Linked DNA regions of Homo sapiens: region 2 is linked to region 1. A link is a contact called in ENCODE Hi-C or POLR2A ChIA-PET data. All regions are on one chromosome and are shown on one strand. Each heading gives the region's core, a stretch centred on a gene start or an enhancer-like site at or near the end of the contact. The rest is flanking DNA. Distances are from core to core; before and after follow the strand shown. Region 1 holds the start of PGAP4 (post-GPI attachment to proteins GalNAc transferase 4). Region 2 has its middle 63 kb from the start of CT70.

Region 1 (5,812 bases), core at 1,921-4,420:
TGGTATGTGCCTGTAATCCCAGCTACTCGGGAGGCTGAGGCATGAGAATTGCTGGAACTTGGGAAGTGAAGGTTGCAGTGAGCTGAGATTGCATCACTGCACTCCAGCCTCGGCGACAGACTGAGACTGTGTCTCAAAAAATAAAGTAAAAAAATAAAATAAAATAAAAAAGTTTGTAAAGAGCCTTTACAAAGAGCCTTGTAGGAGGCCTCTGTAAAGAGCCTTATACAGTGAAGTGCTGGCAGAAAGGGGAATGTGCAATGGGTAGTGGAAGAAGAAAGCTATGATTCTCAACTTAAATTTCATGACCAACCATAGAAGTAGGGATTCTAACAGTTATGTTTCGTATTGTTTGTCCTCCATCCCCACTCTTCCCATTAGGAAGGGTAATAGTAACGATTAATATTTTATGTCTCAGGTATATGTTCAAATTCAATTACTCTATTATGACACCATAGTTACTGGAACTTTTTTTATGTGTCCCAAAAGGTTTGTTCAATTTTTATATGAACAAAGTACAAGAGAAGATGTTCAGAGTAAGAAGACTTTACTGGATATCTTCTGTTTATGCCTCCTGGTCATCCAGTCAGCTCTGTGTCCTGGGAATTTGAGCTACATGGATTGCATCAAGGGCTCTCTTGCCCTCTGATTTCTGGTTGGGTTCAGCCAATGGGAGACACTAGCAGGAGATAAGATGGCAGAAGAAAGTAGAGTTATGCTATTTATTCTCCTGGCTCTTTCCCTGATGGGTCACCATAGGTTCACTGCCTCATTCCATTAGTGACAGGTCCCATAGGATGTCTCCCTTTTTACAATTATTCTTTTGTTGTTTTAATCACTGTTTCCTTACTTTGCTCATCAGGCCTAGGATAAGTAATAGTTCCTTGGTATCAAGCCCTAGGGTATGCACTGCACTATGCCTTATTGGTTTTCTTTAATTTCACCCACACCTTTGAAAATAGATTTTTTTCATTATCCTGTTGTAGTGTGTTATTTCTGGCCAAAGCCTAACCAATGAAATACCCTACTTGCATAGAGGTTAAGATGTTTACTATAATAATTGTAATAGTACCCACTACTAGTGTCTAACCTCTTATTTTATTATTCTTCTTTTTTTTCTATTTTTGCTTTGCTTTGAGAAGAAATATAGCATGTTGATTAAGAGAATGGACTCTGAAGCCGGATTTCATCAGTTTGGATTTTGGCTTTTCCTCTTTCTAGCAGTTTGGGTAAGTTACTTAGCTTACCTGTCTCATGGGGTTGTTGGAGTGATTAAGAGTTAGTAAAAAGCACTCAGGACAGTAACAGCCATAGAAAGTACTAGGGAAGTGTTTGATCTTACTATTTAAAATATTTATCAATACCTGATATAGTATGCATTTATTTGCTTATTATCTATTGTCCACCCAAATGTAAGCTCCCTAAAGGCAGAGACTTGGTTTTGTTCATAGCTGAATCCTTACTCTCTAGAAAAGCACTATCTCATAGAACTTTCTGTGATGATGGGATGTTCTATAGCTGTACTATCTAATACAGTAGCACTAACCACATGTAGGTACTGAGCATTTCAAATGTGGCTAGTGCTACTGAGGGACTGATTATTACATTTTATTTAATTTTAATTAATTAAAATGTAAGTAGTTACATGTGACTAGTGACCATGAGATTGGACAGCACAGACATTGCCTGGAACATCATAATAGGTACTCAATGAATTTTTGTTAAACAAGTGAATAACTACCAACCATTTATAGAAAGCTAGATATTTTGACAGGTAGAATGCTAAGCACTTTATATACATTATCTCATGTAAACCTCTCAACAAACCTATGAGGGAAATATCACTGTCCCCAATATATAGATGAGAACATTGAGGCACAGAGGAGTTAATTTGTCATAGCCAGTAAATAGATTAGACCCCAGCACTGAGCCAATGACAGTGAACTGAATTCAACTTGTGTTGGTTACAATCCTCCAATTTCGGAATATCAGACTCCCATTTTTTCTCCCAGGAAATGAAACTACCTTCCCAAGCTCCCTTTCTGTGCTATATCCAGCTCTCATACTTTCCAGCCTCAGATATAGGTTTTCCAGCATTCCTAATGACAAATTCCTTGAGTGAAGGATCCACACCTCATTCTTACTTCATTGTCATCTATAGTGATGGCAGTATGTCAGAACCATTCTTCAGTAAATGCTGGCTGAAAGAGTAGATGATGAATGGGGGCTCAGGTGGGTGTTTGTAAGGTTCTAAAGGAAGTTAATATCTAGTATCAATTTTACTTACACAAGAAGAAATCATATGAGCATTTACTGGCTTTAATGCTTTATCTTGTGACCACTGAACAGACCTTTTAGAGCAGGTGTTGGCAAATCAGGCAGTAAATATTTTAGGTTTTGTGGGTCATAAGGTCTCTGTCACAACTATCCAACTCTGCTGTTCTTTCATGGTAGCAGCCATAGACAATATGTAAATGATGACTATGTTGCAGTAAAACTTTGTTTACGATCATCAAATTTTGAATTCATATAATTTTCGTAGCCCTGAAATATTCTTCCATTTTTAACCATGAAATATTGCAAAAAACATTCTTAGCTTGTGGGCTGTACAAGAACAGGCAGCAAACTGTAGTTGCTAACCTGTGGCCTAGACAGGCAAACCTAGGATTAGAAGCACTGAGTAAGGCCGTACAATTGTGTGCTGAAAACCCATTCAGAAGGGAAAGTCCAAGGTGGAATGTAGGAGGCTGTTACTTTTCTTTTGACCCCCACATTTTTCCTCCCTCGGATCATTCCGTATCTTTTTCCTATTTGCTTTGCCGGGATTGTTCTCAATCAATGTGCATACTTTCTCATACCTCAGGCGTTATGTCTCTCGTGGCCGTTTGTGTTTAAATTGAGGGTTTGGGGAAGACTGAAAAACATTCAAGACCCAAAGTAACAGCTTTCTCATGAAGCGTTTACACGCATTGAGAGATATCGTTCCATTGGTGTGAATAAGTCTCTATGTACACACCTGATGAAATATAATGCTGGCTTCTAGTCCCCTCACAAAAGAAACAGGCTTCCTGTTTGCGTGACTTGGGGGCGACTCCTGCTTTTCCCTGGCTGCCCATCAGTTGGCGCCTTTTGCCGTCCTTTTTCCCCAAGCCGCTTTGGGGGCCGCGGTCTCTCCGCAGCTCGCGGGTCACATGGCCCGCCTGAGCAAGGGGAGCCCTGCGCCTGAGCTGCGAGGCGGGAGGAGGTGAGGCTCCGGCGCACACCCAAACCGCGCTGCGCCCGCTCCTTCCGGGCCCCGGAGATGGCGCCTCCACCGGGATGAGCTAGCCAGCCTGGGCAATACCAGAGGCGGCCCTCGGCGCGCGCAGGGGACCGAGCTGGTCGCCCCAACCGGGTAGGTTTCTGTTGCGCACGATCTGCCCAGCCCTTCTGGCGCGGTGGTCGGAGCCCTGGACACTAGAGCGAGGGGACAAGGATTAGGGGTGGCCACAGCTGGCACAAGCAGGGCAGCTGGGGGTTGGGGAGAGTCATCGCAGAGGGCCTGTGCCCCGGGCAGTGCGCCTCGGGCAGGCGGGTTGCCTAGCGGCCCTGCCCGCAGCTCCGACCGCTTCCTGCCGGAGGATTGCGAGGACCCCGCAGGGGTCCCCAGGGCAGCAGGGGCCCGCATCAGTGCGGGGATGGTTGAGTGTCTCGGGGGCGCCTCCCTGGCCCTTGCCTGCGCCAGCTGCGCTGACAGGTCAATAGAAGGACGCGAGCGGGGCGCGTGCCAGTCTGGGTAAGACCCTCGCCGAGCCTAGCAGGGCCGAAGCGCCAAGGGGCCTGGCGCCTAATGGCCGCCCGCAAGCAGGGGACCCTCGCGGCGCGTCCACACCTTAGGTTCGCCGGGCGCGCCGAGAGCGCGGCAGCAGTGTTGGGTTTCTGCGGGCGACCTCGCAGCCAAGGGCTGGGGGAGGGCGACTGGGCAGAGGAAGGCGTCCCTCCCAGGACCAGGAAAAACCAGCAGAAGGGAAGGAGCGCAGCGATGGAGACGGTCAGCTCGGCCTACGGGTGGGAAACTGAGGCTCAAGCGTGGCAGGGACTGCCCAAGGTCAGCGACAGACACTAGATCCAGGGCCCTGGACATCGTCCCCCATTCTTTTTCCAAGAGGGAGGGTTAATTAGATCCACCTGGGTGTGTCTCGCCCTCTTTCTGGCCCTTGGCTCCGGCGTCGCTAGTGTCGCACTGCGCTCGCGGTGTCTTGGGGCGTGAGCTCCTGCAGGGTCGTTGTGACCCGCATCCTCTGCTCGGCCCAGGCTCTCTCCGGGGGACCGCAGGGCGGCTCCAATGATGATCTCACCATGCGGACCATTAGCAACACATGCGGGTGTGTGTGCGCGTGCATGTGTGTGTTTCTCCTTCTATAGGGGAAATAGCTTTTTTTTTTAGGGGTGAATTTCTAGAATGCACTGCACTAGGTACTTTATGAGGTGAGAAGAGAAAATCAACATTATTAGAATTATTAGAATGTTGTAAGGATACACATATTAGAAAACATCCAGTAAACAAAAATCCAAAGGAGAAGCAAAATAAAAATAACTTAAAACTTCAACTTCTAGATGGTTTAGATTTTCTGCATATCTTAAAATTTTCTCTATGTATACACATTTGAAGTTTTAAATCAAAAGCGTGGACCAAAAAATGGTATCTTGTCTTAATTTGCATGTCTTTGATTACCCATGGGAATTAACACTTTTTCCTCTGTGTAGTAGCCTTTTGCATTTCTGTAGGTGAGTTGATTGTTAATTCTTCTGCCCATTTTTCAGTTGGAGTATCTTTCTCCTCCTGACTTTTAAACACTTTATGTGTATTACACATTGAAGTAGTAATTCTTTGTCACGTGTTGCACTATAGCGAGTATTTTCTGTTAATTTTTACTAGTTCTAATTCCAAATGATCTTTTGGATACTTTGGTCAATTTTTTATTTTGATGGTTATATGGGCGTATAAATTTGACAAAACTCATCGAAATATATATATATTTAAGTGGTGCATTGTACTGTATGTAAACTGCACCTCAATAAAATTAATTTTTAAAGGCCTAGAAAATTATCATCCTGGGTAATGAGAGAGAATTTGCCTAGTCAGATATTAAAACCTGTTATAAAGCTTTCATAATGAAAATAACATGGCCCTGGCACCACAATGCAGAGAGAGATAGATGCCAAAATCCACAAACAGATATATATATACATCATTTAATTTATTATAGCTATAGCAACTTAAATCACAAATTTAAAAATGGACTTAACAGGTGCCCTGACTGTCATGTTCACCTTCCCAGTGTCTAACACAAGACTCAGTGTTGAATCAAATGCTTAATTATGATTATAAAAGTAATGATCTTTGCAGAAGTGTAGATATCAAAACAGGAAATTGCCATCCCCATACCCTTCTTTTCTCCTTCACTAAATTATACTCCACATTAAAAATAAAATGGTCATATCTCTGTACATTTTTCTGTAATTTGCACTGATATAGTTTGCATTTCTCCCTTCTGGTCTTAGTCTACTTGAGCTGCTGTAACACATTCTCAAAGACTAGGTGGCTTAAACAACAGACACATTTATCTCTCAAAATTCTGAAAGCTGGAAGTTCCAGATCAGGGTGCCAGCATGGTCAAGTTTTGGTGAGGGCTCTCTTTCCGGTTTACATGTGAGAAAGCAGAGAAGAGAAGTGATCTCTCCTGTCTTTTCTTATAAGGACACTAATAAAGAACATGCATTACTGAGGTCTGCACCCTTATGACCTGATTACCTTCCAAAGACCCCATCT
Region 2 (5,812 bases), core at 1,600-4,099, 3.6 Mb before region 1:
TTGGTTAACTTAAGTTTGGTATCAGATACTGGTGTCCACGTTCAAGATTTAGTAGGTGTCCAGTGCCTTTTTCAGATGAGATATGTGTACCCAGGAGTCAAAACCCTATAACTCAGCACAAAGATTAGGTAACAGCACCTGATAAGACTCTTTCAAGGGGGCCAAAGAAAGGCCTTTAACCGATGTCTTTTCCAGTATATGTGATTATTAGGCTGAAGGTGGTGACACTGGAGTGCCTTTAGTTTGACTGAAAGCTGTAAAAAGATTCTACAACCTTGTGGGGTTTATTTGTTTATTTATTGAGACAGAGTCTCTCTCCATCACCCAGGCTGGAGTGCAGTGGCACGATCTTGGCTCACTGCAACCTCTGCCTCCCGGGTTCAAGCTATTCTCCTGCCTCAGCATCCTGAGTAGCCGGGATTACAGGTGCATGCCAGCACACCCGGCTAATTTTTGTATTTTTAGTAGAGATGGGGTTTCACCATATCGGCCAGGCTGGTCTCTTGGCCAGGCTCGTCTCAAACTCCTGACCTCGTGATCTGCCCGCCTCGACCTCCCAGAAGTGCTGGGATTACAGGCATGAGTCACTGTGCCCGGCTAGGGATTAGTTTTATAGCTTTGATAAGCCCCAGCAATAAGACTTCATTTAGAATTGGATTTTGAGAACATTTATCAAATATATTAAATGGCTTTAAATGTTTGGTCAAAACAGAATCACAGGTCATTGTAAAATAATGGTTATTCACTTAACCAAAGACTTTGAAGGCAATATAGAAAGTTACATGGATGCTGGCTGGGCACGGTGGCTCACACCTGTAATCCCAGCACTTTGGGAGGCCGAGGTGGGCGGATCACCTAGGTCAGGAGTTTGAGATCACCCTGGCCAACATGGAGAAACCCCGTCGCTACTAAAAATACAAAAATTAGCCAGGCATGGTGGCACGTGCCTGTAATCCCAGCTACAGGAGAGGCTGAGGCAGGAGAATCACTTGAACCTGGGAGGCTGAGGTTGCAATGAGCCGAGACTGCACCATTGCACTACAGCCTGGGCAACAGAGCAAGACTGCGTCTCAAAAAGAAAAGAAAAGAAAAGAAAAGAAAGTTACATGAATGTAAAACTTTTCTTCTTAAGCTCAGTTTTCCGAAGTTGTCAAAACCCTAATAAAGACAACAAAGGAATTATCTTAATAAAATGTAAAATCTTTGTTTCTTAGGCCAGTCACCAACAGGCAAAGAAAAACCTTCTGCAGTGTCATTGCTCCTCCTTATGGGGGCCCATTTAGATAACCCGAAAGTCAATCCTGATGAAGAGGGCGTTAGAATTGTTTAGACATAGAAAGAGTGTGTTCAGGGTCATGAGTGAACATTATATTATGCACTTATCATATAATATCTCCATGACTCTTAGTAACAGCATGATAAGTTTCCTGGTTACATGGAACAATTCAGACATATCAAGGACAGCCAAGAGTAGAGAATCAAGTTACACTGGAGGAAGACATTGCTTTTCTAGACTTTCAAGATAAACATTTTAGCATCAGGTTACAACAGCAATTAGAACCAGAGAAAAAAAGTTTTTGGAGCTCACAAAGAAGTTGAAGGAGAGAGTTATCATCTCATGCCTTCTCAAAGGGAGAAAAAGCTGAAAGCGGTGAGCCTCAGCAGAAGTTGAAATCGTGAGATAGAAATCTGAGAAGTTTTCAAAAAGAAACAGGTTATAGAATTAAAAATTAAAACCTTCGAAATTTTATTAAGAGCAAAGCAATGCCTTAAGAAAAACTTGTTTTAATATAGGATATCAAACTATCTATCTATCTATATATATATATATATATATATATATATATATATATATATATATATATTTAGTGAGACGGAGTCTTGCTATGTCGCACAGGCTGGAGTGCAGTGGCATGATCTCGGCTCACTGCAACCTCCACCTTCTGGGTTCAAGCAATTCTCGTGCCTCAGCCTCCCAAGGAGCTGGACCTACAGGCACATGCCACGACAACCAGCTAATATTTTTGTATTTTTAGTAGAGACAGGGTTCACCGTGTTGGCCAGGTTCATTTCGAACTGCTGGCCTTGAGTGATCCATCTGTCTTAGCCTCCCAAAGTGCTAGGATTACAGGCGTCAGCCACTGTGCCTGGCCAGGGGACCAAAATTATAAAGGCTATTATAAATAATTTTCTTTTCATTATACCCAGCTTAATCTTGTAGAAAATTCTTTTTTTTTTTTTTGAGACAGAGTCTCACTCTGTCACCTAGGCTGGAGTGCCGTGGCACGATCTTGGCTCACTGCAATCTCCGCCTCCTTGGTTCAAGTGATTCTCGTGCCTCAGCCTCCCCAGTAGCTGGGATTACAGATGTGGGCCACCACGCCTGGCTAATTTTTTGTATTTTTAGTAGAGACAGGGTTTCACCATGTTGGCCAGGCTGGTCTCGAACTCCCGACTTCAGGTGATCCCCCCTTTTTTTCAGTTTTAAATGAGTTTTCAATGTTTACATTTTAGGTAGCACTGGCTGAATTGTATAAGAAAAACAAAATCTCCAAGTAGTTTTGAATTAGTAATACCATAAACAGTGAGTCTCATCTCAATACCAGTAGCTTAATAACAACAGATTCAAAGCAGTCAGAAAAGAAAAGATAGCTTTAAAAGACTCTATATTTAATGTACATTTTAACTAACTCCATTTAACTCAGTTGTGAGCTCTGAATTTTCCTTGCTGTTATTTGCTCATCAGTTTAAAAATGTGCACAAGAATGAGTCATAATATGTAACCAGCTGGAGTTCTAGAAAACCTGGCATGCCTTTGACCTTTCCCATAGTTTTTCACAGGACTCCTGCCTTTAATGGGAAAGTTACCCATTGCACTGACCTGATGAGGATGTATCTTGTCTTCCCAACTCGGCAGGATGCAGCCCAATGGACTGCTTGGAATTAACATGTTGAAATCAATGTTTCCCATTCCAGCCAAGGCAATGTACAATCAACAAAACACAGACACTAGTCACATCACTCAGTGCCTAAGTTTGACCCGGCAAGATTCAAACTTGCGTCTGTTGGCCTCCAGAGCCCTTGCTCTACTCAAAATCGGGAGAAATGAGTAGATCTTGCTGTGGTGGTCTCTGGGCAAAATGGGGAAGTGGATGGTCACCTGAGTTAGGTCACCTGCTAGAAATTCCTTCTGAAATCCTTTTCATAAACATAACATACATAACTAGACAAAGACAAACAAAAGGCCCTCCAAAACCAAGTTCCAACTTTCAGAAATCAAGAGTATCTCTCCCAAGCAGTGCCCTTTATTCTCCTTCCAATTTAGGGTAAATCCCCTCAAAGAAGGCCCTTCCTGTTGCCAGGGAGGGTCAACGAAACCTCAGAAAGGTCAAAAGACCTCTGAGGAGGCCAGCAAACTAGGAAAGGGGGAAGAGGTGCTGGCTGCACAGAGAAAACTTACCAAAGATGTCTTTCAAAACCAGAAACTATTTCTTTGCTGCAAGCTATTTATGCACTGAAGGTCACCACTGTCCCATTGACAAGCAAGGCACTGGAGACAGCCCCCAGTTCAATGGAACCAAGCAACTGCTTGGACTTGTCTCCAGGTCTGTCCCAAGGACAAAGGGGCACTGAGCCATGGGCAGATGCTCACAAGGGGCTCTAGGTTAGGCTCACCAAAATCATTTATGGGACCAACAGATTCATATGCCCACTGTGCAGTAACAGACCAATTATACTGAGACAGCAGGGTTTGCAGCACAGAAAGAGTTCAATGATTGCAGGGATCTGAGTGAGGAGATGGGAGGAGGCCCTCAAATCCATACCCCCAAGGAGTTCTGGGCTGGGATTTTTTTTTTGTTTTGAGACAGAGTCTCACTCTGTAACCGAAGCTGGAGTGCGGTGGCGCAATCTAGGCTCACTGCAGCCTCTGCCTCCCAGGTTCAAGTGATTCTCCTGCCTTAGCCTCTGGAGTAGCTGGGATTACAGGTGCCTGCTATGACTCCTGGCTAATTTTCAAATTTTTAGTAGACACAGCATTTCACCATGTTGGCCAAGCTGGTCTTGAACTCCTGACCTCAAATGATCTGCTCGCCTCGGTCTCTCAAAGTACTGGGATTACAGGCGTGAGCCACTGAGCCCAGCCTGGGCTGGGATTTTTAGGGGGATTGTGGTGAGCAAGGGACTTAAAAATTGGGGTAATTGATTGGTCAGGGCAAGGGTGATGAAATCATCACAATGTGGAAATCACCTTCTTTGGTGAGTCAGCTGCTCGTGGTGTTCCTCTGCTCAGCTGAGTCAGTGGGGTCCTTCAGAGCAACTGATATCAGTAGTTCCACTGTTATACAGGACCTGAAAGAATATCTCAAAGGGAAAACTTAATGTTTCATTATGTTCAAGTTGTTATCTACAGAGCAGTTAACAGAACTATCATCTTGTAACAGAGTCTTACTTGATTCTAGGACAGTAGGCAACAAACAATTATTAAATATGGTGAAGCAGGTCGGAGAGCAAGCTACCTAATGATTAATGCTGAACATGCAGCAAGCTTGGTTTATTTTAGTTTCTCCTTCTCCCTTCTTCTCTGATTAATTTTATAATATTCAGAAGGGTTCCTGTACACCTAGGTCAACTTGAAGACCGCAGGTGTGTGGAAGTAAGACATAGATCCAGGATCAACGTGGAGACCTCAGGTGTGTGGAAGTAAGACATAGATCGGAAAGTGACCCTTGGAATGTTGTGAGCTCCTGGAAAGCCATGGAGTCTCAGCAGGGGCCTTTGAACTGCCACAGGGCATCGACTGGGGATTTTGACCCAACCTAACTAGAGGAGCATCAGTCTTTTCCTGACGTATAAATTATGTCAGAAATTAAAGCAAACCTCCAAGGGGTACTGTAGAAGTGAGAATAAGACACATTTTTTGTATTTTAATAATTTAGCTGCTAGGGCGGGGATTGGTGTATGTGTGTGGTCAGGAGGGGAAGCTAGATGCTCTTCCCTGAGATACTCATGGCTCCTTCCTCATGTTCATCATTCACGTCTCTGTGCAAACGTTCCCCTCTTTAGCCCGGCCTTCCGTGACCAGCCGAGCTATGACAACAACCCTCATCACTCTTCTTTAGTTCCTTCTAGCCTAGGAAATTCTTTTCCTATTTCAGTGGATGTAAAATTATTTTGAGGTCAATGAATTTAGGGACAGTCTCAATCTTGAATTCCAGCCCTGTTTTCATTCACTCATTCGAAAAGTCTTTACTATTGACCTACTATGCACCAGGCTAGGCACTCAGGATATATCTATGAACAAAACCAGCAATCATCACTGCTTCCGTGGATCCCGTATATCCAGTGTGGATCCAGTGTAGATCCAGTGTGGGTCCTGTGCATTAAGGCAGCATTAAGACAAAAACAATCTTAATTCTAATCATCCTAGCCCCACCCATCTGCAAAGGAAGCTCTTACTCTCAGAACTCAAAGCACTCTCTAGGGCTTCTTACGTAGGTTGCTTCCTGGTAACGGGTGCATATCCAGCTGCTGATACAATGAAGTATTAAAAATATTGTTGGCCGCGCATGGTGGCTCAAGCCTGTAATCCTAGCACTGTGGGAGGCCAAGGTTGGCGTATCACCTGAGGTCGGGAGTTTGAGACCAGCCTGACCAACATGGAGAAACCCCATCTCTACTAAAAATACAAAAAATTAGCTGGGTGTGGTGGCACATGCCTGTAATCCCAGCTACTCAGGAGTCAGGCAGGAGAATCGCTTGAACCCAGGAGGTGGAGGTTGTGGTGAGCTGAGATCGCGCCACTGCATTCCAG

The links. Hi-C counts contacts between places; a loop is a spot of excess contacts on that map. ChIA-PET counts read pairs that join two places held with the same protein, here RNA polymerase II (POLR2A).
Region 2: a loop to region 1 is called in a map of IMR-90, with 12 times the contacts of the local background. The contact joins the enhancer-like site here to the promoter of PGAP4 in region 1. A Hi-C loop is called at or near these places in 2 of 168 maps with a recorded cell type or tissue (IMR-90 and vagina). POLR2A ChIA-PET finds 5 or more read pairs at or near these places in 1 of 52 experiments (BJ).

Annotation. Positions count from the first base shown.
Region 1 is chr9:101,484,531-101,490,342 of GRCh38, reverse strand. PGAP4 (post-GPI attachment to proteins GalNAc transferase 4) reads left to right here and starts at 3,170. Exons shown (of 2, transcript NM_032342.3): 1 at 3,170-3,394.
Region 2 is chr9:105,051,773-105,057,584 of GRCh38, reverse strand. No RefSeq gene overlaps it. Among named protein-coding and RNA genes, the nearest start is that of CT70, 63 kb to the right of the region's middle. RefSeq lists enhancers at 4,091-4,350, 3,817-5,016. Within about 2 kb of position 2,849, at least 6 of the 41 ENCODE cell types and tissues checked have a DNase peak (open chromatin) inside an H3K27ac peak, as active enhancers do; they include IMR-90, where a contact is called at or near this core.